2 separate regions of the Homo sapiens genome follow, and region 1 is linked to region 2. Evidence: read pairs that join two places in POLR2A ChIA-PET (ENCODE). Cell type or tissue: MCF 10A. All regions are shown on one strand. Each heading gives the region's core, and the rest is flanking DNA. Links, peaks and the distances in the headings are about the cores only. Region 1 overlaps FNBP1L (formin binding protein 1 like). Region 2 overlaps CCDC18-AS1 (CCDC18 antisense RNA 1).

Evidence for each region. ChIA-PET counts read pairs that join two places held together with the same protein. Peaks named below come from ENCODE experiments on the same cell type or tissue, not always from the same donor. Only the 100,000 strongest peaks of a DNase experiment are listed, where the experiment ranks them.
Region 1: POLR2A ChIA-PET joins it to region 2 with 5 read pairs; 2 of 35 experiments call an interaction of 5 or more read pairs at or near these places.

The regions. Positions count from the first base shown.
Region 1 is chr1:93,452,506-93,468,982 of GRCh38, reverse strand. All of the region lies in intron 1 of FNBP1L (formin binding protein 1 like), which reads right to left. Among named protein-coding and RNA genes, the nearest start is that of FNBP1L, 13 kb to the right of the region's middle. RefSeq lists enhancers at 13,255-13,773, 13,774-14,293. In MCF 10A, for the core only: no CTCF peak of the experiment used is centred there; no DNase peak of the experiment used is centred there.
Region 2 is chr1:93,326,800-93,343,276 of GRCh38, reverse strand. It overlaps CCDC18-AS1 (CCDC18 antisense RNA 1), which reads left to right. Exons shown (of 9, transcript NR_034089.1): 2 at 2,767-2,819; 3 at 3,598-3,628; 4 at 3,741-3,920; 5 at 4,003-5,900. Among named protein-coding and RNA genes, the nearest start is that of CCDC18-AS1, 11 kb to the left of the region's middle. RefSeq lists an enhancer at 14,016-14,125. In MCF 10A, for the core only: no CTCF peak of the experiment used is centred there; a DNase peak (open chromatin) is centred at 4,666.

The DNA of each region.
Region 1 (16,477 bases), core at 3,792-11,791, 120 kb before region 2:
AAAACCACAATAAGATACTACTTTATATCTAATTATGATGGCTATAACCAAAAATTCAGATGATATCAACCGTTGGCAAGGATATACAGAAATCAGGACTCTCACACATTCCTGGTGGTAATATAAAATGCAAAATAGTCTGGGAGTTCCTAAAATGGTTAAAAATAGAGTTACCATATGACTCAACAATTCTACTGTTAAGTATATACCCAAGAGAAAGAAAAATATATACACACAAAAACTTGTCCATCGGGCCAGGTGTAGTGGCTTACACCTGTAATCCTAGCACTTTGAGAGGCCGAGGCAGGCAGACTGCTTGAGCCCAGGAGTTTAAGACCAGCCTGGGCAACATGGCAAAACCCCATCTCTACCAAAAATATAAAAATTAGCCAGGCGTCATGGCACGTGCCTGTGGTCCCAGCTACATGGGGTGCTGAGGTGGGAGGATCGCTTGAACCCAGGAAGTCGAGGCTGCAGTGAGCCAAGACTGTGCCACTGCACTCCAGCCTGGATGACAGAGCGAGACCCTGTCTCCAAGAAACACAGAAAGAAAAATTTGTCCGTTAATGTTCACAGCACACAGCAGCATTATTCATGCCAAAAATAGAAAACACCTAAAAGTCAATCAACAGATGAATGGATGAATAAAATGTGGTATATGCATACAAGGGAATATTATTCAGTTAAAAAAAAAAGAACAAAGTAATGCATGTTACAGTATGCATGAGCCTTGAAAACATTTAAACTAACTGAAACATGCCAGTCACCAATGACCACATATGCTATAATTCCATTTATATGAAATGTCCAGAATAGGTAAATCTGTTGAGACAGGAAGATTAGTGGTTTCCTAGGGCTGGGGTTGGAGGAGAGGGAGAAGAAGGGAGTGACTCTTAATGGGCAACAGCTTTCCTTCTGAGGTAATGAAAAGTCACAGTAAAAAGATCAGTGGTTACACGGGAAGAGGGGATGACTAGGGCAAGCACAAAGGAATTGTGGGGAGGAGAGAAGCAATTTTTTATTGTGGTAAAATACACATAATGTAAAATTTACAATCTTAACTTTTGTTTAGAAAGAGACAAGGTCTCACTCTGTTGCCCAGGCTGAACTCAAATTCCTGAACTCAAGTGATCCTCTCACCTCACCCTCAAGAGTAGCTGGGACTATTGCGCACACCGCCAAGCCTACCTTTTTTAAGAGCTGGGGTCTTGTTATGTTGCCCAGGCTGAAGTACGGTGGCTATTAACAGGCACAATTATGGCACACTACAGCCTCAAACTCCGGGCCTCAAATGGTCCTCCCACCTCAGCCTCCTAAGTAGCTGGGACAACATGCATATGCCACCATGCTTGGCTCTACCATTTTTAAGTGTACAGTTCAGTGGTCCTGGGATACATTCATACTGTTGTACAACCATCACCACCAACCATCTCCAGAATTCTTTTTATCTTGCAAAACTGAAACTCTATACCCATTAAATGATAACCCCATTCCTGCCAACCCCTATTCCCTGGCAACCATCATTCTACTTCCTTCTTTCCAATTTTGACTACTATAGGTACCTCATGTAAACGGAGTTGTACAATATTCGTCCTTCTCTGACCTGTTTGTTTCACTTAACATGATGTCCTCAAGAGTCATCCATGTTTTATAGAATGTGTCAGAATTTCGTTCAAGGCTGAATAATATTCACTGTATGTGTATAACAAATTTTGTTTATTCATTTATCTGCTGATGAACAAGTGGGTTGCTTCCATTTTTTAGCTATTGTCAATAATGCTGCTATACACACGGGTGGACAAATATCTCTTTAAGACCCTACTTTTGGCTAGGCGCGGTAGCTCATGCTTGTAATTCCAGCACTTTGGGAGGCCAAGGCGGGTGGATAACTTGAGGTCAGGAGTTCAAGACTAGCCTGGCCAATATGGTGAAACCCCATCTCTACTAAAGATACAAAAATTAGCCAGGTATGGTGGCGCACACCTGTACTTCCAGCTACTCTGGAGGCTGAGGCAGGAGAATAGCTTGAATCTGGGAGGCGGAGGTTACAGTGAGCAAGATTGCACCACTGCATTGCAGTCTGGGCGACAGAGCTAGACTCCATCTCAAGGAGATGGAGGACACAAACAAATGGAAGAATATTCCATGCTCATGGATAGGAAGAATCAGTATCAGGAAAATGGCCATACTGCCCAAAGTAATTTATAGATTCAATGCCATCCCCATCAAGCTACCAATGACTTTCTTCACAGAATTGGAAAAACTACTTCAAAGTTCATATGGAACCAAAAAAAGAGCCCACACAGCCAAGACAATCCTAAGCAAAAAGAACAAAGCTGGAGGCATGACGCTACCTGACCTCAAATTATACTACAAGGCTACAGTAACCAAAACAGCATGGTACTGGTACCAAAACAGAAATATAGACCAATGGAACAGAACAGAGGCCTCAGAAATAACACCACACATCTGCAACCATCTGATCTTTGACAAACCTGACAAAAACAAGAAATGGGGAAAGGATTCCCTATTCAATAAACGGTGCTGGGAAAACTGGCTAGCCACATGTAGAAAGCTGAAACTGGATCCCTTCCTTACACCTTATACAAAAATTAATCCGAGATGGATTAAAGACTTAAATGTTAGATCTAAAACCATAAAAACTCTTGAAGAAAACCTAGGCAATACCTTTCAGGACATAGGCACGGGCAAAGACTTCATGACTAAAACACCAAAAGCAATGGCAACAAAAGCCAAAATAGACAAAGGGGATCTAATTAAACTAAAGAGCTTCTGCATGGCAAAAGAAACTACAATCAGAGTGAACAGGCAACCTACAGAACGGGAGAAAATTTTTGCAATCTACTCATCTGACTAAGGGCTAATATCCAGAAGCTACAAAGAAACAAATTTACAAGAAAAAAAAACAAACAACTCCATCAAAAAGTGGGCAAAGGATATGAACACATACTTCTCAAAAGAAGACATTTATGCAGCCAACAGACACATGAAAAAATGCTCATCATCACTGGTCATCAGAGAAATGCAAATCAAAACCACAATGAGATACTATCTCACGCCATTTGGAACGGCAATCATTAAAAAGTCAGGAAACAACAGGTGCTGGAGAGGATGTGGAGAAATAGGAACACTTTTACACTGTTGGTGGGACTGTAAATTAGTTCAACTATTGTGGAAGACAGTGTGGCGATTCCTCAAGGATCTAGAACTAGAATTACCATTTGACCCAGCCATCCCATTACTGGGTATATACCCAAAGGATTACAAATCATGCTACTATAAAGACATATGTACACATATGTTTACTGTGGCACTATTCACAATAGCAAAGACTTGGAACCAACCCAAATGTCCATCCATGATAGACTGGATAAAGAAAATGTGGCACATATATACCATGGAATACTATGCAGCCATCAAAAAGGATGAGTTCATGTCCTTTGCAGGGACATGGATGAAGCTGGAAACCATCACTCTGAGCAAACTATCACAAGGACAGAAAACCAAACACCACATGTTCTCACTCATAGGTGGGAATTGAACAATGAGATCACTTGGACACAAGGCGGTGAACATCACACACCGCGGCCTGTTGGGGGGTGGGAGGCTGGGGGAGGGATAGCATTAGGAGAAATACATAATGTATATGATGGGTTGATAGGTGCAGCAAACCAACATGGCACATGCATACCTATGTATCAAACCTGCATGTTGTGCACATGTACCCTAGAACTTAAAGTATAATAATAAAAAAGAACCCCCCCCCCCAAAAAAGAGACAACCCTCATGACACTGAAACAGGGCCTCCCAAAGGGTAACATTCTCTCAGAGCAAAACAGAAAAACCTGACCCCACAAAATGAAACCATGATATGCATAATTCTCTCAGCCTTAGTTTGAGAGGAACAGAAAAAGTTTCCCCTGATGATTTTTAGCCTCAAACTTCTACTTATGTAGCTATGTAGCCTAAATCTTATGACTATTGTGGCCCTGAGAAACCCCCAAGTCAAAATTATTGCTTATATGGATTCTGGGTTGGTATCATCCCCAAGGTACCTGACAGAAGTAATAGAAATCATTTCTGGAGGAACACATGTTATACTCAAGCCTCAATGGTTCCTGCAGATAAATTTAAAGTAACATGAACTTCTGATTAAGAATCACTAAACCCACAAGTAAATAGCTCACATCTTGAATGACAGCAATAACATCAAACTAGGTATTTAAGTTATTAGGTAATAATTTAATAATTATGTTTAATATGTTTAAAGACTGCTATTGAAAGTATGATTAAAGAACAAGAAATTGACTGTTTGGAAAAGAACAAAATAGTACTTGTAGAAAAGAAAACAACATATTATGATTGAAATTGGAAACATGTCAAACAACCAATTAACATAATTTATCATAAAATTTATTGAAAAAATCTGTAAAAAGAAAACAGAACACAGTAGAGAAATATAAATAATGAATGTTTTATTCATGTGGAGGATAGAGCAAGAAGATCCAACAAACATGTAACTGGGATTCCAGAGACATATGATAGAAACATAGAGGCAATTTTCAGAATACAAATATTGTGTTTAGTAAATAGTATACCAGATTTAAGGTTCCTATATTGAATAAGCATAAATTAGAGAAAATTGTACATATCTTTACAATTACAAGGAGAAGATCCGTATGTACTGTAGCTACTCAGTAAATCTTTGTTCAAAACCCTACTTTCAATTCTTTGGGTATATGCTCAGAAGTGAAATTGCTGAATCATATGTTTAAGTTTTGGAGAAACCACCACACTGCTTTCCACAGCACAGTAGCATTTTACATTCCTACCAAAAGTGCACAAGGGTTTCAATTTCTTCACATCCTTGCCAACACCATTTATTTTCTGTTGTTCTCATGGTAGCCACCCTTATGGGTATGAAGTAGGCCACAGGGGATTTTTAGGGTAGTGAAACTATTCTACATGATCTTGGAATCTTGGATTCATGGCATTATGCACTTGTCAAAACCTACAGAACTTCACAGCACGAAGAATGAAAGTTAATGTATGCAAGTTTAAAAAATCATTTAGGTCACAGAATCTCAGGAAAGAATGTAAAATGTGATAGGAGAATCTGTTTTACAAATGTATGAAACAAACTCACTGAAGGGCATGAGAAAAGGTGATGTAAGTAACTCTGGAAACGAAGAGCCTAAAACCAAATGCAAAGGAACTGCACATAATCACTGTACTCCAGTTGACAGAGTTGTTTCCCACAGGGATATGGGTTAACAACTCTGGTACTGCAATACATATATACTGGAAATAAACGATTAAGCAAATGGATGGCAGGCAGAGAAAATCACTGGAGTAGGAATTTACAGATAAGCAAGGAAGGAGGCTAGAAAGATAGATGTGGTAATGGATTAGATTTGGAGGCATCAGTGAGAACTCAGATTTAATACAGATGGTTACATAAGGAAATATTTATAAATATGTACACAGACGGTCCCCAACTTATGGTTTTTCAACTTTACAACTGGTTAATTGGAACACAACCCCATCCTAAGGAGCATCTTATACACAGGTTAATATACAAACATGTATTTTTTGTTAAGCTAAGAGGTCCTAAAAGAAATGATACAGCAGTAGCAATGAGCATACCCAGCACCCAGATCTGTTTCTAACACTATTCTACAACAAAATGAACCAGGGCTCTTTGAAGAAATGGCTTATTCTAGGTTTGGGGCAGGAAATGCACAAAATGAGCCTGGATCACATATCTTACAGTCCCAGAAAGTAAGGAAGCGCTTTAAAAGAAAATCCTTATTGATGGCAGTGTGTTAAAAGGACACAAAAGCCAACCGAAAGAGCTCAAACAGTCAAAAGCTGAAATAATCTGAGCAAAAAAACTAATGAAGTAGTCTTGGATTATAACTCAAAGTACAAAGCAAATATCCATCAGTTCATACTGATATAAATAAATGATTGATGAATAAATAGATGGAGGAGAAAAGACAAATCTCCTATGCAAAAGAACTCTAAATAAATTATGTAGATACTTTATCATAAAGGAGGGGAGCATAACTCCCCTCTCCTTCAGTTTTCGCTATACATAGTGACTTCCTTCCAGAGTACAGTATAGAAAAAGGAGGAAAAAAAAATACAGTGGAAAAATCTGATAAACACTACTTTAGCCAGGTGACCAAGATCAATGCCAAAAGTGATAAAATCCTGTGGATAACAGACACCCTTGAAATAATGTAATGCAAATGGCATATGGTCTTCCTCCCCAAAACCCATTAACTCCAGTCTAATCATGAAAAAACATCGGACATTTTCCAATAGAGGGGTATCCTACAATATGCTTGACCAGTACTCCTCAAAATTTTCAAGGTTATCAAAAACAAGGGAAGTCTGAGAAAATGTTACTGCCAAGTGTCTAAGGAGACATACAACTAAATGTAATATGGAACAAAAAAAGGGGTATTAGGTAAAAACTAAGGAAACCTTAATAAACTGTGGCCTTTAGTTAATAATAATGTATCAATATTGGTTCATTAGTTATAACAAATGTACCATACTAATGTAGGATGTTAATAATAGGAGAAACTGGGGCAGAAGGAATAATAAATATCTGCTTAATTTCTAAGTAAATCTAAAAGTGTTCTAAAAAATAAAGTCTATCAATTTAAAAAAAAAGTAACTCCAGGCTGATGGCCTCTTATTCTCTGTAGACAAATTTATAGCTTGGTATTATATTTAGGTGACTAAGAGATTTGGGTTAAATATAGATCTTTGTTTCCAACATCCAGGGAAATCTTCTACTCACAAAATAAATTTCTGGCCTTTTGTTTCATGACTCTTTCCTCAGTCCCTAAAGTATCTTCTCATCTGTCTTGAGTCAGGTCAACTCCACCATGCACTGCCCATCAATTCTGGATACTTGCTCAAAACACCCTTCCATTCTGGCAGGTGATGTCAGCATGGCATGATGTGTGACAAGTAAGAAGTGGTCCATAGAGTCCAGCTAAGACACACGAGTCCTTCACTAACAGGCCTCTTAAAATGATGGTGGGCTTTGTGAGATCCCTTAAGATGTCATCTCTTCTTAAAATGTCAGATCAGTTACTTGTATTATTATCCTTTTCTTAACTCCCATGTAATAATTCAAATATCCACATATTTGTTTTCCCTCTACAAAGCCATCATTAATTCCTTGGAGACAGAGATCTTATATTCTTTGCTTTGGCATACCTTATACCTATTCCTCTTCTTCCTAACAGAATCCTAATTTTGTTCAGGTACAATGCACCCAGCTCTGGAGAGTGAGAATAAGGGAGATGTTTTTTGTAGGGTTTCTAGAAAAGCTTTTGCATTTGTGATAAAGAGGCAAACATTGTTGATGTTGTTCCCTGCTTTTTTTTTTGCGCCTTAAATACAAACACGATGGTTAGAACTGCAACTATCACCTTATAACTACAAAGGAAAGTCCAAAACAATTGCACATATGCTGACTCTGAGAGTGTTGATCTCGTGAACCCACGCCAGTGACGGCCTACCTCCAAATTTCTTGTTACATAAGACAAGCTATTTGTTTAAGCACCTGATTAAGAAAAAATTCAAACTGTGCTCCCAACACCATAAACAGCAATGGTATATGTGACATCAACACTTCAACTTGCTTCTACCCTGGGAAGACCCTGCATACCTCCTGGGCCTTCACAAAAGGATTGGAAAAGAAAAAAGGGATCTGAACACTCCAGCGTAAACAAGCAAAATTCCTTTAAAAGGATCAAAAACTTCAAACAATCCAAACTCTAAATTTACAGGCAGAGCATATCAGAGCTCAGTATGCCCTAATTTTAACAGACATCTTTCCAGAGTCCTGGAATCATAAAATACTTGAGGAAAGCCTCTAACATGAAAGACAGAAACCAAAACCGACAAAGAAAAAAATGCAAACTTGGAGGTTACAGATATTATGCAAAGATAAGAAAACTAAACATAAAAAACCTATTTTTATTTTTAATTGACAAGTAAAAATTATATATATTTATGATATAAAACTATTCTTACAGCAACTTTCAAGTATACATTATTAACTGTAGTCAGCATGATGTACAATAGATCTCTTTAACTTATTCTTCCTGCATAACTGAAAGTTTAAGTCTTTTGACAAACATCTCCCCACTTCTCCCCACACCCAGCCTCTGGTTACGACCATTTTGCTCTGTTCCTATGAGTTCAACTTTTCTACACTCCACATGTAAGTGAGATTATGTGATATTTGTCTTTCTGTACCTGGCTTATTTCACTTAACATGAAATCCTCCAGGTTCATCCATGTTATCGTAAATGACCGGATTTCCTTTTTTTTCTGTGACACATCCCACAGGAGATCCTGAAAACATGTGCCTGGGATTTCCTTCTTTTTAAGAACTGAGTAGTATTCCACTGTGAAAACAGATATTTTCTTTATCCATTCATTCACTGATGGACATTTACGTTGCCTCCTGTTTCAGTCCCATTTGTGCTGCTAAAAGAAAGTATCTGAGACTGGGTAATTTATAAAGAACAGAAATTTATTTGTCATTGTTCTGGAGGTTGGGAAGTCCAAAATCAAGGTGCCAGGAAAACTGGTATCTGGTGAAGGCTGCTCTCTGCTTCCAAGACAGCGCCTTGGTGCTATGTCGTCACACACCAAAAGGGCAAATAGGAATGGAAAGTGTGAACTCTCTCCTTCAAGTCCTTTTATAAGGGCTGTAATCCCATCCATGAAGGCAGAGCCCTTACAGACTAATCACTTCTTAAAGGCCCCACTGCTTAAAACAGATTGAGCATCCCAAATCTGAAAATCCAAAATCGGAAATGTTCCAAAACCTTTTGAGTGCCAACATGATGCTCAAAGGAAATGCTCATTGGAGCAGTTCAGGTTTTGGATTTTCAGATTTGGGATGCTCAATTGATAAGTATAATGCCAATATTTCAATATCCCAAAAACACACACACACACACACACACACACACACACACACATCTGAAATCCAAAACACTTCTGGTCTTCTCCAACCATTTCAGAGAAGGGGCACTTAATGTGTACTCTTGTATTAGAGATTAAGCTTCAACTTGTATTTTGGAGGGGACACAAACATTCAAATCATAGCAATCCCGTATCTTGACTAGTGTGAATAATGTTGCAAAGAAAGTGGATGCAGGTATCTCTTCACCATACTAATTTCCTATCCTTTGGATAAATACACAGAAGTGGGATGCTAGGCCATATGGCAATTCTATTTTTAATTTTTTGAGGAACTGTCATATTGTTTTCCATAATGGCTGCACTAATTTACATTCCCATCAACAATGTACAAGGGTTCCGTTTTCTTCACATCCTCACCAACATTTATCTTTCCTTTTTTTAGTAACAGTCCTATAACAGGTGTAAAGTGGTATCTCATCGGGGCTTTAATTTGCATTTCCCTGATGATCAGAGATGTTGAGCATTTTTTCATATACATGTTGGCCAATTACATGTCTTCTTTCCAGAAATTTATGCTCAGGTCCTCAGCCCATTTTTTTAATCAAGTTGTTTTCTTGCTAGAGTTGTCTGAGTTCCTTACATATTTTGAGTATTAACCACTTTTCAGACCCATAGTTTACAAATATAGTAGTCCCCCCTTAACCACAGAGGATACATTCTGTTCTTTCTTTTGTGAGACAGAGTCTCTCTCACTGTGTCGCCCAGGCTGAGTGCAGTGGCGTGATTTCAGCTCACTGTAACCTCCACCTCCTGGGTTCAAACAATTCTTGGAGTAGCTGGGATTACAGGTGCATGCCACCACACCTGGCTAATTTCTGTATTTTTAGTGGAGACGGTGTTTTGTCATGTTGCCTAGGCTGGTCTCATATCTCTGGCCTCAAGGGATCCACCCACCTTGGCCTCCCAAAGTGCTGGGATTACAGGCGTGAGCCACCATGCTCAGCCCACAGAGGATATACTGTAAAACTCCCAGTGGATGCCTAAAACCTCGTGTAGTACCAAAGTCTATATGGGTCTATACTGTTTTTCCTATACTTCTATACTTGCCATAAAGTTCAATTTATAAATTAAGCACAGTAAGAGATTAACAACAATACTAATAATAAAAGAGAACAATTAGAACAATAAATAGTAATAAAAGTTATGTGAATGTTTATTTCTGAAAATTTCCATTTAATATTTTCAGACCACAGTTGACCACAAAAAGCAAAACTGAAGGGTGGATTACTGTAATATTCTTCCATTCCATGGGCTGTCTTTTCACTCTGTTGACTGCTTCCTTTGTTGTGTAGAAGCTTTTTAGCTTGATGTAATCCCTCTTGTCCATTTTGCTTTTGTTGCCTGTGTTTTTGGAGTCATAACTAAAAAATCTCTGCCCAGATCAATGTCATGGAACTATATTTTCTTCTAGTATTTTTACAGTTTCAGGTCCTATGTTTAAGTCTTTAAGCCATTTTAAGTTGATTTTTGTATATGGTGTGACATGAAGGTCTAGTTTCATTCTTCTGGGCTGGGCACGGTAGCTCATGCCTGTAATCCCAACACTTTGAGAGGCTGGGGCAGGAGGATCACTTGGGCCTAGAAGTTCAAGACCAGCATGGGCAACACAGTAAGACCCCATCTCTATCTAAAAACAAAAAATTCATTCTTCTGCATGTGGATATCCAGTTTTCCTCCTCAAAAACCTGTCTTTGATCTATAAAAAGAACTAAGAGAAGATATTGCTCCAAGATACTAGTAGAAGATGCTATTTTAAAATTACATTCAGAAAACAAAACCAAAAAAACACAGCTCTTAGAAATCAAAATAGCAAAAATTAAAAACTTAATATAAGAAATTCCTGTTTCCGGCCGGGCGTCGTGGCTCACGCCTGTAATCCCAGCACTCTGGGAGGCTGAGGCGGCAGATCATGAGGTCAGGAGGTCGAGACCATCCTGGTTAGCACGGTGAAACCCTGTCTCTACTAAAAACTCAAAAAATTAGCCAGGCGTGGTGGCGGGCGCCTGTAGTCCCAGCTACTCGGGAGGCTGAGGCAGGAGAATGGTGTGAACCCAGGAGGCAGAGCTTGCAGTGAGCCAAGATCGTGCCACTGCACTCCAGCCTGAGCAACAGAGTGTGACTCCATCTCAAAAAAAATTAATAATAATAATAATAATAAATGAAATAAAAAATAAATAAAATAAAATAAAAAATAAATTCCTGTTTCCAGTAATGGTGGGCTAAGTTATCTGGGTCAACTATCACTATTTAACTTAATAAAAAATCTGGATAAAATATATATCAAAATTTTTAAATCATCAAAGATAAGCCAAGAAACGTGAAGTAAAAAGGAGAATCCAGAAAGGTAAAAGAGCACATAAGCTACTCTTGCCCTGAGGATGTTTGCCAATCTTGAAAAATTAGAATCACTGTTTTGCTAGTCTAGCAAGAGATACAGGGGAAAAAAATCAAAATCCAACAACCACACAAGGGAACTGCACATTTTAAAACTAGTTTAAGGTAGTCCCAGACCAGTAATGACCCCAAGCAAATGGCAGAAGAAAACACAAATTCTATACATAAAATAGAACATTGCAACTAACCACGGAAGGATGAGTCTCACAGATACCAAGGAAGAAGATGCAAAATGGAAGAAAACAGATGTTAAAAAGGAAGAAGGTGCAAAAGAGTACTTACCATACGGTATCATTTATATGAAATTTTAAAACCTACAAAAGTAATCAATGGTGATACAATTCAGAATAGTGGTTGGAGGTCAGACGCAGTGGCTCACACTTGTAATCCCCAGTGCTTTGGGAGGCTGAGGCAGATGGATCACTTGAGCCCAGAAGATCCCAGCCTGGGCAATATGGCTAAACGCTATCTCTACAAAAAATACAAATATTAGCTGGGTGTGGTGGCAAGCACCTGTAGTCCTGCTACTCAGGAGGCTGAGGATGGAGGATCACCTGAGCCAGGTAGGTCGAGGCTGCAGTAAGCTGTGATGGCACCACTGCACTCCAGCCTGGGCTATGGAAGTGAGACCCTGTCTCAAAAAAGATAAGAAAGAAAAGCAATTGGCATATATTAAGCACTCAAATTTGTTGAATCAATAGAGGGATTCAGTGGCTTGTCATCCCCTGTAAATACTCCCCCAAAAGCAACGATTTTTTTTTTTTTTGAGACAGGGTCTTGCTCTATCACCCAAGCTAAAGTGCAGAGGCAGATACCAGCTCACTGCAGCCTCGACTCCTGGGCTCAGGTGATCCTCCCGCCTCAGCCTCCTGAGTAGCTGGGACTACAGGTGCCCACCACCACGCCCAGCTTATTTTTGCTTTTTTTTTTTTTTTTTTTTTGGTAGAGAAGGGGTTTCACCATCTTGCCCAGGCTGGTTTCTCTGGGTTCAAGAGCTCCACCCACCCTGGTCTCCCAAAGTGCTGGAATTACAAGCATGAGCAGCTGCACCTGGCTCCTTTTCTATAAATTGGGTGTGCAGCAAGGACACAGCAAAAACAAAACAGATATCCTTTACTCCCTAAAAACAACAAAATTATGATGTACCAAAAATAGAAAAATCTCACTCTATACACTGATTCTTTTCAAACTATAACAAGTATACAAATACTAGTATTTCCCGTCTTTCATGAGATATTTGTAAAGTCTGCTGATTAGTTATTTATCAAGAACTTAAGGAAAAAATGCCCCAATTGCCAAACATGAATAACTAATTTGGATTCAACATGGACACTTTACATAAACTTTTATCCTTGTTATTAGAGATTTTTTTTCTTGGGCTCCATACAGATTCTAAATGCTGACTCCCACATTACAAAAAGCAGTCAGACATTATTTTTCCTTGGAGATAGTGTCTCATTATATTGCCCAGGCTGGACTCATTCCTGGGCTCAAGCGATCTTCCTGCCTCAACCTCCCAAATAGTTGAGACTAGAGGGGTGTACCCCCATGCCCAGGTAGATAACATCTCACAATGCCCGACGGCATCCCCCTATAGTATAAAAGAGGTTTCAAAGAACTAGTCAATGAAAATTCTGTAAAACCAATCATAGAAGTTAATACAACTTATTTTGGGAAAAAAAGGAAAATGCCGAAAGGCACAGATGACAATATTAAAATTATCTGTAACACTAACAGATTACTTTTATTATTTTTAAAGCACAATTTGCAGTTTTAAAGCATTTATCATTGTCATCAATTAGAAGGTGATATTTCAAATATTCTAAAATATTTTCTTATTAGAATACTCTTAGTACATAAATCAGCTCATGAAACTAGGAATTAAAGCAGAAGAGTGGGGATCTAAACTAACTGCATTTTTCCCAGTGAACACCCTCTCACCTCCAGAAAAAGCACTGATATTTAAACTGATATAGAAGTAAAAATATAGTTGTCCACCAGCATTGGTATTCGCCATGGATGCTCAAGTCCCTTATAAAATGGCATGTGGCATAGAGCCAGGCACAGTGGCTCATGCCTGTAATCCCAGTACTTTGGGAGGCTGAGGGAGGAAAGTCACTTGAGGCCAGGAGTTCACGACCAGACTGAGCAATACAGCGAGACCTTGTCTCTACAAAAGATACATTAGCTAGGTATGGTGGCACATGCCTGGAGTCCTAGCTACTTGAGAGGTTGACGCAGGAGGATCGCTTGAGCCCAGGAGTTTGAGGCTGCGGTGAGCTATGACTGTGCCACTGCACTCCAGCAAAATAAACAGGCCAGGTGGGGTGGCTCACGCCGCTAATCCCAGCACTCTGGGAGGCCGAGGCGGGTGGACCACGAGGTCAGGAGATCGAGACCATCCTGGATAACATGGGGAAATCCCGTCTCTACTAAAAATACAAAAAATTAGCCAGGCGTGGTGGTGGGCGCCTATAGTCTCTGCTACTCGGAAGGCTGAGGCAGGAGAATGGCATGAACCCATGAGGCAGAGCTTGCAGTGAGCCAAGATCACACCACTGCACTCCAGCCTGGGCGACAGAGCGAGACTCCGTCTCAAAAATAAATAAATAAATAAATAAATAAATAAATAAAAATAAAACAGCACAGTATATGCACATAACCCACATAACCTACACACATCGTCCCATATATTTTAAGTCATCTCTAGACTGCTTATACCTAATACAATGTAAATGATATGTGTAAATAGTTGTTATGCTGTATTGTTTTTAGATCTGTATTATTTTTATTGTTGTATGATTGTTTTAATTAGTATTTCCAGTCCATGGTTGGTTGAATCCACAGACGTGGAAATCAAATGATATGGAGGGCCTACAGTATACAGTCACAGATAAAGGGAAAATAAAAAACAATATAAACGAGCTGTAGTAATAATATATATTTAAAAATAAAACTAATTTCAAATTAGTAACATATTATTAAAGGAAATAACATCCTTCAAATATTCTTGCAGCGGCGCTAAAATAAATACACTTTCATCTTCTAAAACCCAGAGGTATTCCCCTCCTGCCACCAAAGTATTCAGAAGCAAGAGGTAATCCCTTCTACCAATAAACTAAGATTTTCTTCTGTGAATTTTTAAATGGTCTGAAAAGTGGTTTGATTATATACAAATGTGTAACTACACACACACACACACACACAGACACACCCATACACACACACAAGAGGTTCATGAATCAAGCAATCAGCCAGACCAACCTCTTTGCCTGCCTGGTTCCAGTCTACCCTTCATCACTACTTTCAGACATTGTGCACTCAAATTCAAGTCAAACGCAACACTAGACTCAGGTCAGTCCAACAAACATTTATTAAAGACCCTACTAATGTCAGGCTAATCCAGGCAGGATACAGCAATGAATCAGACAATGAATAAGCAATGAGTAAGACACAATATCTGCCCTCTAGGAACCTGTCAGGAACCCCCACCTGCATAACCCTTCTTATTCCAAAACCTAGGTCAAATGACAGTCTTCCTAAAGATTTTCCTGTGATACCTAGAATGAAAAGTCACTTTTCATAGCCCTAAAGTCCATCTATTACTTTCTAGTTGTTTTAGGGTTGCTTTGAGGCTCATGCTGATATCTAATTGATTCTTTTAGTATGCCCCACAAAGCCTAGCTTAGTGCTGAAGCCATAATAGGCATGAAATAAACATCTGTTGAATGAACAAGCATCAGTCCTGTTTACGTGTTTCAGGTGTATTAGATAGACATGGCCTGAACTGAAATATGGAACGGCTTTCACATTCTATAGAACAAAACCTTTACATAACCTTTCCTACCAGTTTTTAATATTCTATAGATATATTCCCCAAGACAGATTTTTTTTTGCTATTGAAGTGAAAATGTTTAAAGATTGAAGATTATTAAATAAGACAGCACTTGTTGATATACACAGAAGGTATTTGACATTTATAAGCCATTACTATTTCTCTTACTATTTCCTCTCTACAAACTAGCTGACAGAGGAAAAAGTTGGTAGAATAGGTTTTTTTAAAGTTTCCAGCCAAAATCATATTTTATAGGTTTATAGGGTGGGGGAAGGAGAGAGAGCAAATATTTTAAGAAAAAGGCAAAGAAAGCAAGCAAATGGAAGTAAATGGAGTATGAGTGGCTATGCAAAGGAGATACTGGTTAGAGGCAGCTCTCTAGCTTCCAACTTATTATAGTCATTATGGAATGGTGACATAAACAGATATCTTGATACCTCTCACTCATCCTCCTTAACTAATAGCAATAACGTCTGTAATACAATGTTGAACACAACAATTTCTACCAACAAAAGGGAATGTAAGATATTTAAGTATTTATACCATGACAATTTCCCTAAGATTTGAATACACAAGAAATAACTATAATAACCGTAATATAAGGTGGTAGTCCCATAAGACAATATCCAGAATGGGTAGTCTGGAGGCATGGGGTTGATAGGAATTGGTCAACAGAGGGCATTCTGGGCAGTGGTATCAATGTAGGGAAGTATTTTGGAGTTTACAGTAAAGTTATATCATCTCAAAGCAACTCTACCTTTTGTCAGGGCAGGGCCAATATCATAAGCCTTCATAAATCTCACCAAACATAACAGTGCTTCCCAAATAATAGACACAAAATTATTGTATTTTTAAAACAAAACTGAATTCCTACAGCAGTTTCACGGCCTTTCATTTACTTTTGGAGAAGCAATTCAGTTTACATTAATAATGAATTTTCTTTGTCAACCTCCTCTAGACAAGCACCCTCCAAAAAATGTGAAGTAAAATTAAAGTCAATATTATAGACAGTCCCAGCTTCTTGAGAGCTTAAGGAAGGACGATTGTGGAGCACAGAGTTCAAGACTGGCCTGAGAATATAGCAAGACCCCATCTCTAAAAATATACATATATATTACAGATATGGTCTAACCAGTAGACTATGAGACCCAATTCCTTTGTTACAGATAAATCTATTAATGTGGCCTAAGATTTCACCAATTA
Region 2 (16,477 bases), core at 1,319-9,318:
TTTAAATAGTTATTTATAGTACACTACATGTATCTGTATTATAAATAGGCTTTTAAGGACAAAGAGAACATCTCCTTATTAAGCTTTAAGAGTTTCAGAGAGAATGCATATATATGAAACTTTTTTTTTTCATGTTGTCTAGGTGTGGTAGTGCACACCTGTGATCCTACCTACTTGGGAGGCTGAGGTGGCAGGATCACTTGAGCCCAGGAGGCTGAGGCTGCAGTGAGCCATGACACTACTACACTCCAGCCTAGGTGACAGAGTGAGACCCTGCCTCAAGAAAAGGAAAAAAAAAGTTTAGCCTCAGAGTAGGGTTAGGGGAGTGTCACTGTCAAAAACAGTGGAGTTGAAAGGGAGCTGTTTAGAGAAGATGTGCTTGCTTTTGCACATGTTTGGGCAGGCATTTGTAGAAGTGGTGTCCTATAGAAAGTGGAAAGAGAAGACAGCATCTGATTTCTACATTCATTCAATAACTGTCTAGTGTCCTGACTATGATGTGGGAGAAATAAAGATGAATATAACTCCCACCTTGTTCTTGAAGACCCTATAATCTGGTGGGAGAAGCAGAATATAAACCAGATTCAAATAAATATTGTGATAAAATATACAGGCTAAGAATGCATGGGAAGAAGTGATTAACACACTAGTTGTGGAGTACAAAGGGTTTTATGGAGGACTGGATATTTTAACTGCACCTTGAAGATTGAGTACAATTTTGATAGGGAAGGAAAGAGCATGTAGCTGAAGAAAAAACACAAAAGTACATTGTATGGCTTGGGGAAATAAAGTAGTCTAGAGTGGCTCTATTAATAAGGTTTGTAAAGAGGTGTAGTGGTATATGATGCAGGAAAAGTAGGTTAGGGCAAAAAGAAAACAGATCAGTGCCTGATATGAATTATACACTGGGCCAAAAGTTTTTCATATTTGCTATTTCATTTAATTTCCATATAGCCATGCAAAATAGGTGTTTTGACATGGGGGGAAAACAGTCTCAGAGAGTTTTACTAATTTGTTCAAAGTCTCACAGATAATAAGTAATGGAGCTGAAATTTCAAACCAGGTTGTTACTTAACTCCAAAGCTGAAGCTATTTGTAATTTGGTAACTATCTCTAAATTAAAAAAAAAAAGGAAAAAAGGTTATATTCATTATAGGACTTTAAAAATATAAAGCACTTTCACATGTATTTGGTCTTTATAACTAGTCATTAATCCCAATTGATGGATGGGAAAATTGAAGCCCAGTGAGATTATTCAAGGTCACAGAGTGAATAAGTGGCAGATTGGAAATGCAACCCAAGCTTTCTGACTACAAAGTCTCAAGTCTTTCCACATCATTTTAAGAAGTCTGGAGATCCTTTTGTAAGCAGTGGAAAGAGTTAGTGAACATTTTTGAGAAGGGGGATGACATAAACAATAATGTTTAAAAAGATTAGTTTGAGTTCGCATGTGAGATGGTCTGGAATGGACAGAGACAAGAACATTAATTATTAAGCTATTGTAAAAATAGTAATGATGTAGACCTGAACAAAGAAAGTTTGGTGATAATAAGATAAAAGAAACAAATTAGAGGCATTTGGAAACAGAATTTACAGGATTTAGCTTCTGCCTGCATCTACCGTGAGATACGAGGACCGTGCCTAAATAATAATGGAGGTGGGGACAATGATGGTAAGAAGAGGTAGATTTGGATGGAGAGAAAGAAATAGCTATCCAAATGGATGTATCCAGTGAGAGTTGGACAGCGGAGATGTGGGATCATATAGTAGGGCTATGTAACAAGTCCCTCTATAGCAGGGTTTGTTTAAGCTAGACTGTAAGTACCCAGAGCCAGTGAGGGTCTGGTTTATTTCTGCATCCCCAGAGCCAGGACAGTCCTTGGCACTCAATAAATATTTGTTAACTTTGAAACTGGATAAAGACCTTTAAGGATGGTAGAATTTTTTGAAAAATGTTCAAAGACAGAAAGCAAAAAGAAGAAAATATTTGAGGAAAGATTTGATAGAAACCAAGAAGCATTATGTAAAGGAAGTCGTGGGGAGAGAGTTACAAGAGTGTGAGATGCCACAGAGAGGCATTGTTGGAAGGGGATCAAAGATAGTGTTACTGAAGTAAAAGTTCAGGAAGAGAGATCGGAAGTCAACATGCAAAGAACTGAAGAGGAATGGGGGGAGAACTAGAGCCAGGCAGCAGAGAGTACTCTTTCAAAAAGTTTGGTGGTGAAGGAAAAGGGAGCAATGAGAAAACACCTTAAGGAAGAAGCAGGGTCAAGGAGGAATTGCAAAGGCACATGTAGCTCAAGGGAAAGGAGCCAGAGAAGAGAAGCAGATTGAAAATACAAGCAAAATGAAGCTCAAAGAAATGGAGGAGGATGAGATTGAAAAGACACAGATGGAGTGATCAGGATTAGGTATACAGATCTGAGCATGTTTCACAGAAAGGACAAGTTGAAGCCAAATTATAGGTGAGTGATTATAGACAGTGATTGCAAAGGGAGAAGAGCAGAAGACTAAGGAAATATTTAGAGAATGACCACAGGCAAGGGCAAAGGAGGGGTCAAAGAAACAGCAAGAGAAGTTGTGTAAATTCATTGTCACAAAAACAGATACACAACCAACCAAGTTTGAGAAAAAGAAGTAGCCCAAAGTGTCAAGCGTTGCAGAGGAGGATGAGAACTGGGAATAAATGGTATATATCCAGTATATTTGTACAAACAGTTCATGAACAAACACCTTAGAATTTTTTTTTTTTTTTGGTCTTTTCAGTTAAAGCTGATACATTCCTGTGGGTCAACTATGCAACTAACTCAGATTTTGAGGTGAATAGCAAATCTCTTTATCTATAGATGATAAGTTTAAATTGTGATGCAAATAAATTTTTCTTTCAAATGGTGTGAATGTTGAATCTAATTCAGTCCTGCTAATTTTGTTTAAAAAGCATTTGAAGCAGATGGAACTGGAAAGCCTACTTCTGTAAATTCCATTTACTCATTCATGCATTGCTTTCATTCAAGAAATGTTTATTAGTGTCTACCATATACTTTGCTAGTTACTGGGGTTATGAGGGGATATGGCAATAAACAAGAAAGACAATGTCTATTGCCTGAAGAAGTAATACCAAAAGAAGAAAAAACTATTTGCTGTATTGTTGGTAATAGAAAAATATTAATTTAACTTTTAAAAACAATTGAAACAATGATTAATTATAGTAAATCTATTTGAATAACTTATGTAGGCATGAAAATACTTATGAATATTATATATGAATATGGTAATTTTCCTCTAATATTAAAACTAAATACAACATTGTTATTAGAACAACGTGAAAATACATATGTACATGGAGAAAGGCTCAATAGAAATGCAAACGTGTGTGCTAGAATAAAGAAGTTATTGGTGGTTTTACTTTTGATTATCCCGTAAATTTTTTTAATTTTAAATTATTCTTTTTAAAAATGTCTTCTACTAATCTTTAAACATTATTAAGTAGTGAGAAATATTATTTCTACTGATTTATAAATATATCCATTCTTCACATTCACAGTGGGATTTGTAAAAGCAATCCTTGGATTTACAACCTTTTTTTTTTTTTTTTAGCAAACAAAGCTCTCAAGTTGGTGATCCTCAGGTAAAATCTAACCTACAGATATTGCACCAGTTATTTATTGCTACAAAAATGCTGCCTAAGAAGCCACCCAAAGGGCAGTGGGTTACAACAATAACTATACCTTTTTTCTTAGGAGTCTCTGCATTAGTTGGACAGCTCTTCTGGAATTATCTTCTAAGTCAACTGTGGGTTGGGTAGGTGGCTCTGCTGATTTTTCGCTGGACTTCCACATTTGGGACGAGTTGGCTGTCATCAGCTCTAGAAAGGGTGTGGCCGTTTTACATTGGCTGTTTTCCTCACATTCCTCAAGCAGGTAAGCTTAATCATGTTCTCATATTGAAGCAGAAACTGTTTACTCATTTATCTATTTACTTACTGGGTCTCCTGGGCACTAGGTACTGTAATAAAGAACTGGAGAAATACAGTCAGATGGGAAGTAGCCCTTGCTGTCAAGGAGCTTGCCATCTAATGGGGGAGACAGGCAAGTAAACCAAAGACTACACAGTGCAGTATGGTAAGTGCCATGATTTTGATGTGACAGGGCACAGTGGACGACCTTCCAAATCAAAGCAAGTAACTAGGGGTTGACAATGGTAAGTATCATAGTTGAAGTATCCTTGAACAAGGTTTCAGGAAGAAGAAGAAGGGAATTTCATGCAGGGAAACAGCCAAAGCTCAGTGAGTCAAAATATCACAGCATTCTTGGTAAGCCCAATTGTTTTTTCTGTTTTGCTATTTTGGTGGAGAGAAAGGAACACATAAAGGAATAACATGAGAGAAGGCTATTTGGGGAAGTGTAGTAGTTAAGGTTCTGGCTCAAACAACAACTGCAGCTCATAAAGTTGACTTTAGTGGAAGGATACTGGGGTATCTCATGGAATCTTGGGAACTGTTGAATAACCAGGGAAACTCTGGGAAACTCACTGGTAGGAATCCATAAACTGTCCTCCTGGTGGGCTGTAAACAACTCACCCTCTATGCATCTCACATCAAAATTCCAGTTTCTTGGGAAAACAAGTCTGTTTGCCCAATTTGGGTCATATTTCCACGTCCATGTTACTCAGGCATGATTCATCTGCAAGTTATGTGTATAGATATTTTGCTACTGTTCCACCCTTACGCTGTGCTGGGGAGGGAGGTGTCACTGTGAGCTGTGTCGGTGCCTTAAGAGATATCTGTTGTGTCTTATTACTTGGTTGCTTTTCCCCACATGTACAATGACAAAAATGCCTTCAACCTATTTGATCCAGCCGTTCCAGTACAACTCCTATACTTGCCATCTTTCCAAGCCCAAAGGTACATCCAGCTGATGGAAGGAGCATCTTGGTGTTAATATTCTTTTAGTCATGGTCTCTGAAAGTAAAATGTCTATTCTTCTAATTCTGGCACAATCTTATCTAGCTATAGTTCCTCATGGTCCTGCACTCCATGGACTAAATTGTAAGTATAATTACTACCAATGTACTCTATAAATAACTTTTGGGGCCAGGGTGGCAATAGTTGCTAGAGAGAAAAAAAAAAAAAAGGAAGGAGAAGAAAACAGTGATAGTTCTTATTTTAAAAGGAAAAAAAGAGGCAGGAGGCTCTCTTGAGGCCAGGAGTTTAAGACCAGCCTAGGCAGCATTTCAAGACCCTGTCTCTACTAAAAAGTAAAAAAAAAATTTAGTCAGGCATGGTGGCATGCACCTGTAGTCGTAGCTACTCAGGAGACTGAGGTGGGAGGATTGATTGAGCTCAGGAGTTTGAGGCTGCAGTGAGCAATCATCATGCCATTGCACTCCAGCCTGGGCATCAGAGCAAGACCTTGTCTTTTAGGAAAAAAAGGCAGGGAAGAGGAATAGGTAATTTTTCAGTGTTCAGACATTCCAGCAATATGTGTGGAGTACTCATTCTCACTACAGTTTATGAGGCCATAGCTAGTATGTATGACTACCCATCCAAGTTTCCCTGCTTACAGTTACTATTCCAACTGATTGGGGGGCTTTTCCTAATAGAGTGATTTAAGCCTTCATTTTTAGACATCTAAGCCCTTGGTGATCATCAGCATAAAATGTGACAAATTAAACAAAAGCAAGACAGCACATCAGAGAACAACTCTGAGGTGGAATGATTGGGAACCAATGAATAGTTGTTCAGTAAATGGTTTATATTTTACAGATGATGAAACTGAAACACAAAAAATTTAGATTAACTCTTAGGTGACAAAGCCAGGATTGAAGCTCATGCGGTCTGGCTCCAGAACAACTCTTCTTCATAGTTACGTTATACTGCCCCTGCATTGTTGGTATTGAAAGTAAGTGTAGGCCCTGGGCCTTCTATACCTGGGATTAAGTCACATATTCCTCTTCCTCTTCAAATTTTACTAGTCTTGTGAGCGAGAAAAAGCTACTGAATTTTTCTAAGCTCAGTCTTTTTCATTTATGAAATAGAGATATCCTTTGTGGGCCGGTTGCCGTGGCTCACGCCTGTAATCCCAGCACTTTGGGAGGCCGAGGTGGGTGGATCACGAGGTCAGGAGATCAAGATCAGTTGAAACCCCCTCTCTACTAAAAATACAAAAAATTAGCCAGATGTGGTGGCGGACGCCTGTAGTCCCAGCTACTCGGGAGGCTGAGGCAGGAGAATGGCGTGAACCCGGGAGGCGGAGCTTGTAGTGAGCCGAGATCACGCCACTGCACTCCAGCCTGGGCGACAGAGCGAGACTCCGTCTCCAAAAAAAAAAGAAAAGAAAAATAGAGATACCCTTTGTGGAGGCATGATGCTTATCATGTGATAAGCGGATTTCTAAAAATGGTGGTGGCTTTAAGCCTAGCACATAAAGTTGGGATTTTACAAGAAAAGTAGAGAGAATTGATCAAGAGATTTTGTGACAGAACAGGAAGTTAGAAGGCGGCGAAATGAGAAATGATCTGTGAGAGACTTGAGGAGATGAAGAGGTAGATATTCTCAATACACTGTAGAAAGCATGATTAAGGGGAAGGAAGTGAGAAACATTTTTTAAAAATCATCCTCCAGCTAATTTGGAGAACAGCCACACTTTGTAATATGAGCCAAGAGATAAAATCAAATTTGTGTCTCGGGAGGGGAAAATAAGCCTCTTTTCAAGTTAAATTCCCCTGCCACCTGGTTTGTTTTCTTCACTGTAAATGAGCACTGGGAAAAGAACAGGCTTTAGAGATTCTGCCCAAGCAATTCGCAGACCATTTTCTTGGTAATCACATTGTAGCTCTTTTTTCAGTCAGGCTCACACAGGATTTAATGCTGTTTTTTGACAGCAAGTATTATTTTTGACGTCTATCAAATGCACCAAAACATGCCTGAAATGTCTTATTGGAATGTATATATGGGAAGAAAAGTGAGTTACATGTATCTTTGAAATGACCTAATATAAAATTCTGCAAATTCACCTTTATAAGCTTGGTTATGTAACTTGACCTAAGTCATTGTTTTGGTTAAAACCTATTTATTCCTAATGTTCCATTATTGGAATGCTAAGCTTGTGGGAGTTATTTATATCCTATGCTCAAGGTCATCGTCTGATTTTTCACACAAAAAAATTTGCAACCTCTGGCATAAATGGGTTAAGGCCAACATTTACTACAATGAGCTAGTACATTGATTAAGTGACCAATTATAGTATTTTCAGGAGCATATGATGGCAAGTGGCATGTGGTTAAATTACAGGCAAAGTGATTGAGAAAGTCACTGTCTAAATACCAGTTCACCATGATGGCATTCACCATCAAACCTATCGTCTTTATTAAAACTAAAATTAGGGTTACTGTTTATATTTAGAACAGAAATATGTATCTTTGTGATTTTCTTGTATTTGGGAGAAAGGAACAACTTAAGCACAACTTAAACCTACGCAGATGCTTTTCTAGTATTGGGAGCTTTAAAGGATAACAAAATCGATTTCTATTTCTTTGGTATAATTATATTGATTATATTGGAAAAACATGAACCAATACATTTGGCTTTAAGATCTACCAGCTGGTCACATACAGGTACCCATGTATGCAAAATGTGTTTGATCTTTTTTTTTTTTTTTTTTTTTTTGAGATGGAGTCTCGCTCTGTCACCCAGGCTGAAGTGCAGTGGTGTAATCTCGGCTCACTGCAACCTCCGCCTCCCGGGTTCAGGCAGTTCTCCTGCCTCAGTCTCCTGAGTAGCTGGGATTACAGGCGCGCACCACCACGCCCGGCTAATTTTTGTATTTTTAGTAGAGACGGGTTTCACCATGTTGGTAAGGCTGATCTCAAACTCGTGACCTTGTGATCTGCTCACCTTGGCCTCCCAAAGTGCTGGGATTACAGGTGTGAGCCACTGTGCCCGGCCTTGATCATTTTAAATTCATAAATAATACTTAGCCCCTGAGTAATTATAATAAATATATAATTAATGCATATATCACCCATAGTTAATTAGGAATATTTTATTGGCTTAATGAGCAAAATATGATCATAAAATATAAGCCATCATAGCCCAGATGTATAGCAATAAAAGAGCTTAGATTATAATATCTCACAATACAAGTCTGCATTAGCAATGACACTGTTATAAAATATTTATAACACTTTCTGATTTAATTTTAAAGAGATTCATTCAGTATCTTTTTGGCATTTGAAATGAAACCTTATTTTCCCTCCACACAATAGCTGATTAAAAACAGCTTTTGAAGAGGTCCCAGGCAACACACACAGAGGGGAAATGGTTAGATACGTGGGGCATCTTTGTATTTTCACATTAAAATTCAATGTTATTCAGACCCAAGTAGATAGATAATAAAAGTGGCATTCAAGTTGGGAATGGTAGCACAAGCCTGTAGTCTCAGCTACTCAGGAGGCTGAAATGGGAAGATCACTTGAGCACAGGAGTTTGAGGTTTTAGTGCACTGTGATTGCACCTGTGAATAGCCACTGCACTTCAGCCTAACATAGCAAGACCCCATCTCTTTTTTTAAAATGTTACATTTATAATCAGTGAGGAAAATATAAACTATACAATAAATGAAAGGGTCATTGGCCAATTGTTTGGAGGGAAAAAATACACCATGTTCTAAAATAAATTTCTAGTGATTTATTGTGACTTTCATGCATTTGGATGATTTTAAAGATTTTATATAAAAATGAAACCATAGCCTTACGAGAAGAAAATATAAAGAAAAACTTGTATAGTCTTGGGAGGGGGGATTATATTATGTGAAACATTAAGTAAAATATTTATTTTTTAAATATTAAAAAACTAAAAACTGTGCTTTAGAAGTCACCAAAAAATTAAAGGGCAGGCTGGGCATGGTGGATCACACCTGTAATCCCAGCTTTGGGAGGCTGAAATGGGAGAATCACTTGAGGCGGGGAAGTTCGAGACCAGCCTGTGCAATATAACAAGACCCCCATCTCTCCAAAAAAAAAAAAAAAAAAAAAAAAAAAAAAAAAAAAAAGCCAGGCATAATGGCGTGTGCCTATAGTCCTAGCTACTCAGGAGGCTGAGATGGGATGATTGCTTGAGCCCAGGAGTTTGAGGCCACAGTAAGCTATGATTGCACTATTGCACTCTAGCCTGGGTAACAGTGTGAGAACGAGACCCTGTCTCAGAAAAAAGAAAAAAAGAAAAAGAAAAAGGGCAAGTGCCAAATGGAAAGAGAAAAAAAAAGGACTAACAATTAGGAAGTCTTACATATCAGTAAGGAAAAGATAAATAGCCAAACAGAAAAATGGGCAAAGGACTTGTACTGGTAAATCAGAAAAGAAGAAATGAAAAGGGTCAGCAAAGATTTTTTTTTCATTTCCATCAATAATAAAAGATGCAAATCAAAGCAACATTAAAATACCATTTTGCCTATCTAATTGGTAAGGATTATTTTTAAAGATAATACTCAGTATTAGAGAAGGTAATTAATAATGTGTGCCACAAGATGTTCATTGCAGTGTCCTTCCTTCCTCCCTCCCTTCTTTCCTCCCTCCCTCTTTCCCTTCTTTGCTCTCTCTTTCTTTTTTCTTTATCTTTTTTTGGTATATGTTTGATATTGGTGAAAAACTGAAAAATGAAAATGACCAACAAAAAGAGGACTGGTTAACTAAAGTATGGTAAATTCCTTCAACCAAACATCAACACTATTCAACCAATAAAAATGACACTATAGTTAATATATTTGAAAAGATGTTCATAATATATGAAGTTTTTGTTTTGTTTTGTTTTCTTAGACGGAGTCTTGCTCTGTCGCCAGGCTGGAGTGCAGTGACACGATCTCAGCTCACTGCAACCTCCACCTCCCAGGTTCAAGCGATTCTCCTGCCTCAGCCTCCCAAGTAGCTGGAACTACAGGCACGCACCACAACACCCAGCTAATTTTTGTATTTTCAGTAGAGACAGGGTTTCACCATGTTGGCCAGGATGGTCTTGATCTCTTGACCTCGTGATCTGCCCGCCTCGGCCTCCCAAAGTTCTGGGATTACAGACGTGAGCCACCATGCCCGGCATATATGAAGTTTTAAAAAATCAGAATACAGAACAAAATTTATTGGGAGATGAGCTTCTTTCTTTCTCTCTTCAACACCATCGCCACATCACCTCCACATATACACACACTGAAAAGATACTGAAAAGACATAATAACCATGGGAAATGGAGATTACTGGATTGTTAAATGTTCTTTTTGCCTGTCTTTATTCTCTAACTTTGCTATAATGAACAGAAATTATTTTTTGATAAGCAAAAAATATTTTAAATTTAAACATGTAAAGTAACTTAGTAGTTGTCTTTTCAAAATATGTAAGAATCATTAGTTCACTAGTTGGTTAAATATGTTTTTAATCCCAACATCTTGATAATTGTCGCAAAATTGAGGGAACATTTTTTGAACTCTAAAATGCTATAGAATTGACAGATCATTTTTCAGTTCATAAGTTATTACTTATAATCAGTTTTTTTATTGTTACTATGGCAATATTTTATACACAAGAATGGCTGAGGTTAGGAATTTGTGCCCTGAAAATTGTATCAACATATCAAATATGAAGTAAATAACAATTTCTTGCTTTAAATATAACAAAGATGTGGGAAGAAGTGGTAGGCAAGAGTCTCTGTGTTACCATGGGAACGATTAAGTTTTCCAAGGTGCAAACCAGCCTCATTCCAGCTTCAGGGTCAATGACTTACTAGCTCAGAGGGAAATGTATAAATATTTAAGTACATACCTACTATCTGTACAGAGTGACTCTCATTACCCAGAGAACTGCTGTAAAATATTATTTATTCACAGATTACACAAAACCAATCTAAATTAGTACTTTTATACATTCTATTTGGGGAGTACTTAAGGTGTATGAGCAAACAAATTGTTATCCAGGTCACTCCAGAACTGTTGTATACAGATTAAGAATTGATGTTGGATACTAATTAAAATCATTAAAGCAAAATCAAAAAACACTTTGGCTAGCATTTCAATTATTTTTTAAACAGGATTTCTTAAAACAATCCCCAAAGTAGTCTTGTAATTTGTTCATTTTAAGGATCTATGTTACTCTGAGGCCAATCAAGGGGGCTAACAGTCTAGTTGGGGAGCCAAGATAGCCATTCATCAATTCATTCATTCATTCAGTAAAATGTATTGAGAACCTACTATGTACCAAGCAATGTGCTGGGCACTAAGCATTGAAGAATACCTGAAACATGGCACCTGACCTCAAAAAGCTTAAAATTAGGAGACATAGACATGTAAGTAAATAACTGCTATAGGCAAATCTCAGCAACTGCCACACCTGCTTGCTCCTTTAGCAGAACTTCTCTGATTGGCCATATTCTGCACATAGTGACCAACTCACCTCTTTTCCCTATCTGCTTTCCTTGCTATAGCTGAGAAAAAAGCTGTGGCCCAAAAGTTTCTCCCCTGAGAGGGACAGGATCAGATTGTCTTTTCAAGAGTTCCCATGTGCAATACAGAGCTGAAGTTGAAGCTGAAAGGATTCATAGAGAAAGGCCAGTATAAATCTTCAGCATACCAAAGTTATGAGAAAGGAGAAAGCTTGCAATGCATGTATAGAGGAGGTGCTGAGGAGTTGGTGGTAGCAGCAGACAAGGGAGGAGAAATGGATAGAATCATGGTTATTGTCAAGGTGGAGGATCCGTGAACTGCAACTGAAGAGGGCTAGTGACATGACCCAGTTCTTAGGGCTGTCTCTATTCCTGAATATTTACTTAATATAAGGCAATTCTTATATAGCATTAGGGTAAAAAAAAAAAAAAAAGGATTCGAAGTTTCCGAGAGACTTCTGTTTCAGCCATAACAGAATAGTGAATTTACCTTCCCCCAGTAAATAGCCATAAAATTAAATAAAGTAAATAAAACCAACTGTTTTCAGACATTGGACAATAGAAAGCACAGAACTCTATGATCCTTGAGAGAAGGGGAACAAAGAAGGTGTTAATCACAAAGCAATTTAATTTACATAAGCAAGGAATATATTAAACATCTATTTAGAAATCATTTGCATGAATGTTCAATATTCACTTTATTTCCAGAGTCATCCATATGTAATCTGGATTACTTAGAGGCTGTCACGTTAGCCAACATTAATGTATAATGAAAGCGCATCAGTTTAATATAAGCATCCACAAGTGACCATATGGGAGAAGCAGTTAACATTGAGCTTGCTGCAATACTAAGGGAGTTACTTTTATAAAAATTAGGCTATAAAAAAAAATTAGGCTGTAGTCTCCATAATGTATTATACAACTAATTTAACTCTGGAAATCTACCTATAATCCTACAAAATATTTGCAGATAATCAACTGCAAGTTCAGACTTGGAAATAAACAAAAGAACTACCCACTGTTTGCTTAAATCCGCTTAGGTCAGCAATATACCTGAAATTCAGTAGCTTGCTGTCAGTTAAGATGCCGTGCATTAACACTGAAGGAACTGTTGTGGAGAGGAAGCAGGGAATGATTAGCACTGAAACCACTGCACTTTTATAAGGAAGGAAAATTTTCTTTATGCGGGTATGAATAATACTAACAAATGAAATACTGGAACATGTAGGTGGAGGATACATCATTTTGGCTGTTACGGATGATGTCAAGTCATACCTAACCTGCTCATTGTATAAAACTTAATTAGTACTCCAAAGTGCCTTACTGTAACTAATAAAAGATGTATTGACCCCCCTGTGCTATTAAGATAAGACTGAGATTCTGTAGCAAAGAGACATCTCATGTCAGAGGTAAGAGGTCAGAGGTCAGTGCTTCGGGCTCCAGCAGGGTTCTGTTCCATGCAGTCATTCAGGGTCCTAAAGTACTTCAGTCTTTGTTTTGCCATTCCCTAAGGTGTTGTCCTCATTTACATGGTCTCAATTGGGTTTGAGTTCCAGTCTGTGGGAAGGGAGAAAGAGAGGCCCTGAAGGGCTGGCAATTTCCTTTTAAAAAGAAACATCACAGCTGGGCATGGTGGCTCATGTCTGTAATACCAGCACTTTGGGAGACTGAGGCTGGAGGATCTCTTGAGGCCAGGAGTTTGACACCAGCCTGGGCAACATAGCAAGTCCCTGTCCCTATGAAAAATGCAAAAATTAGCTGGGGTGTGATGGCATGTGCCTATAGTCCCAGCTACTCAAGAGGCTGGCTGGGTGTGGTGGCTCATGTCTCTAATCCCACCACTTTGGGAGGCCGAGATGGGCGGATCATGTGAGGTCAGGAGTTCAAGACCAGCCTGGCCAAAATGGTGAAACCACATCTCTACAAAAATACAAAAGAAAATAGCCAGGCGTGGTGATGGGCCCTTGTAGTCCCAGCTACTCAGGAGGCTGAGGCAGGAGGATTGCTAGAACCTGGGAGGCGGAGGTTGCAGTGAGCTGAGATTGCGCCACTGCACTCCAGCCTGGGCGACAGAGTGAGACTCGGCTCAAAAAAAAAAAAAAAGTGTGCTTGAAGATTTAGTTACAAGGTTGTTCACTGCAGAATTCTGTTAATAGCAGAAAAATTGAAAACTGTCTAAATATTTATCTCATTGCTTCCTGTGGAAGAGAGCCTTAAATGTGTCCATGGATACCAAGTGACAATATCATTACAGTTACTGCTCCAAGAACCATAATCTCATTTTGACATAAATTATTTCATTTAATCAATCCTGCAAGGCAGATGTGAATATGTAAATAAGCAGAGGCTCAGTGACCTTAAGAAACTAGTTTAAGGTCAAACAGCAAATAAGTAATATGGTTAGCTTTCAACTCAGTTGTGTCCAGTTCTTCCCACTCTGCTTCGTGCATCTTTTCTCATTTGTTTTGCCTAGCAGGACTGATGAGTGGAACACCTTGCTAAGGAGAAAGCAATGTGCACATCACAGGGCAACTCTTGATAAACAACTGCCTCACCAGAGATTGGTGGGGACAATGCCTAGCCTTCAGGATTCATCAGGGTGTTTGTTTATCAAGAGTAGAAACCAACTTTGAACTGTTTTAGGTAGAAAAGGGGAAACATAAGAAAATAGAAGCATCTCACGAAGCTAAGGCAGGAATGCAAGCAACCAGGTGTCAAAAGAGCTGACACTGAAATGGAAATATCAGCAGGAACTCAGAGAGAGAGAGCTTACTTTGTTTCTCAGTTCATTTTTTTTCTGCAGCATCTGGCTTTCTCAGTTATTCAAGCCATATGGCAGCTGGCAGATGGCAGCCACAGCTTTCATATTTACTTTTTACAGTTCCAACCACATGGAAAGACACACTCTCTCTGCTCCCATCCCCACTTCCAGATTCCTTGGGAAGGGACTCTGCTCAGCTTGAGTCAGCAGCCTATTTCCAGTCCAGTCACTGGCCAGAGGGAGGATGGGGGACGTTGTACACAGCTCTGCCATAGCTGAGGGGACCAGTTAATGGGTTCATTGTGAGCCATCAAGATATTCCAAAAAGTGTCTAGAAGACACTTCTCCATGTGACTCTGGACTGACCTAGTTCTCCCCCCGACCACCATTTCTTGGTTGTAGTTCTCAAGAATAATTTTTAAATGTTCTGGGAATGCAGTATCATTAGAGAGGAACTGCCTGAAACAGCCTAGGCCTTGTGCTGGGGCAGTCAGGGATGTGATTTTCTGTAGTTACACAGATATACTTTCTTGATGCATCTCTTGACCTTGAAACTCAGACTAAAAGGGAATTGACAGAAGTATTGTTTTTTGTTTTTGTCTGTGACAATAGTTGCTACAAAAATAAGCAATTGTCTTTCTCTACAAGTGACAACGACCAAGTTTGTCCAAAAGAATTTATTTCACCCCCTTAACATCTTGCTCAACTGATTTGGTGGTAACAAATTTAAATGCTAATAAATGGACTGATTCAAATAATCTATCACTAAAAAATATAGATGTATATTCTGATATTTGTAGTACCACTTATTGACAAGTAGCAAGGGTTTGTTTGTTTGTAGTTTTCCCCAGAAACATCTGGCCTTGTAATGCACATTAGCCATAGATTGCACTGGAAGAAAGGCAGAGAAGGATGGAAAAGACTCAGGCAGGGACAAAGCTGGGATAGCATTTCCAGTATATCAACATAAGGCCAGTTCTTTTTATTAAATCTCAAAAGTACTTTACTTGGAAAATACACAAAAATAATTCATTTGGAAAATTACACCAACAATTAATAGTTTGTGTGGCCTAAATTAGTATGGCATAAAGGAATACAATCTTAAAACCTTGAGCTACTCTAATCTGGATGGATACTTAATAATGTTACACAGGAAGTTATGTGGCAACTGTTTTCTGTCCAATGGGGAGAAGGAGTTTTCAGCTTAGATTCTACAGACAGTCCCCGATTTAAGATGGTTTGATTGAGGAGTTTTTGAATTTACAATGTTGCAAAAGCAAAATGCAATCAGTAGAAGCCGTACTTCTAGTAATCACACAATTGTTTTGTTTTTCACTTTTAGTACAAAATTAAATAAATTACATGAGATATTCAAAACTTTATTATAAAATAGGCTTTGTGTTAGATGATTTTGCCCAAATGTAGGCAATGTAAGTGTTCCGAGCATGTTTAAGGTAGTCTAGGCTAAGCTATGATGTTTGGTAGGTTAGTTGTATTAAGTACACTTTCTACTTAGGGACACTTTCAACTTATGATGGGTTTATTGGGACTTAGCCCTATCATAAGTTGAGGAGCATCTGTAACTTGTAAATTATTCTTTTATATAAAAAGATTTAAAAGATCTTTCTCCTCTTCACATTATGGGAAGAACACTTTGGAGAGAGAGAGAGAGAGAGACAAAGGCCACACCCCAGTAATGAGCAGAAAGCATTTTGCAGAAATAATTAAATTCTAGTTAGAAATGCCATTGATAAGAACTTGGCACATAAGGTAAAATTTAGGTTTCAGTTTAAATGTCCCTTCCTCCAGGAAGCCTTTTATTATCTTCTTGGACTAACTTTGAAGCTCCTGCTCTGAACTTTGATAGAGTTTCCAGATTGTATGGGACATATTTATAGTAATTAATAGATTATACATTATTTATCTGAAATTCAAACTTAACTGAGCATCCTATATTTTATCTAACAATCCTATCTATATTTCATCTTTTCTTTTTTAAGAACCTACCAAATTTTATTGTGATTGCTTATTTAAGAGAGTAAGCTGTGTAAGGTCAGGGACTATGTCTATCTGGCTTACGTTTGTATTTCTTTTTTTTTTTTCTTTTGAGACAGAGTCTCCCTCTGTCACCCAAGCTGGAGTGCAGTGGCGCCATCTCGGCTCACTGCAACCTCCACCTCCCGGGTTCAAGTGATTCTCCTGCCTCAGCCTCCTGAGTAGCTGGGACTACAGGCGTGTGCCACCACGCCTGGCTAATTTTTTTTGTATTTTTATTAGAGACTGGGTTTCATCAT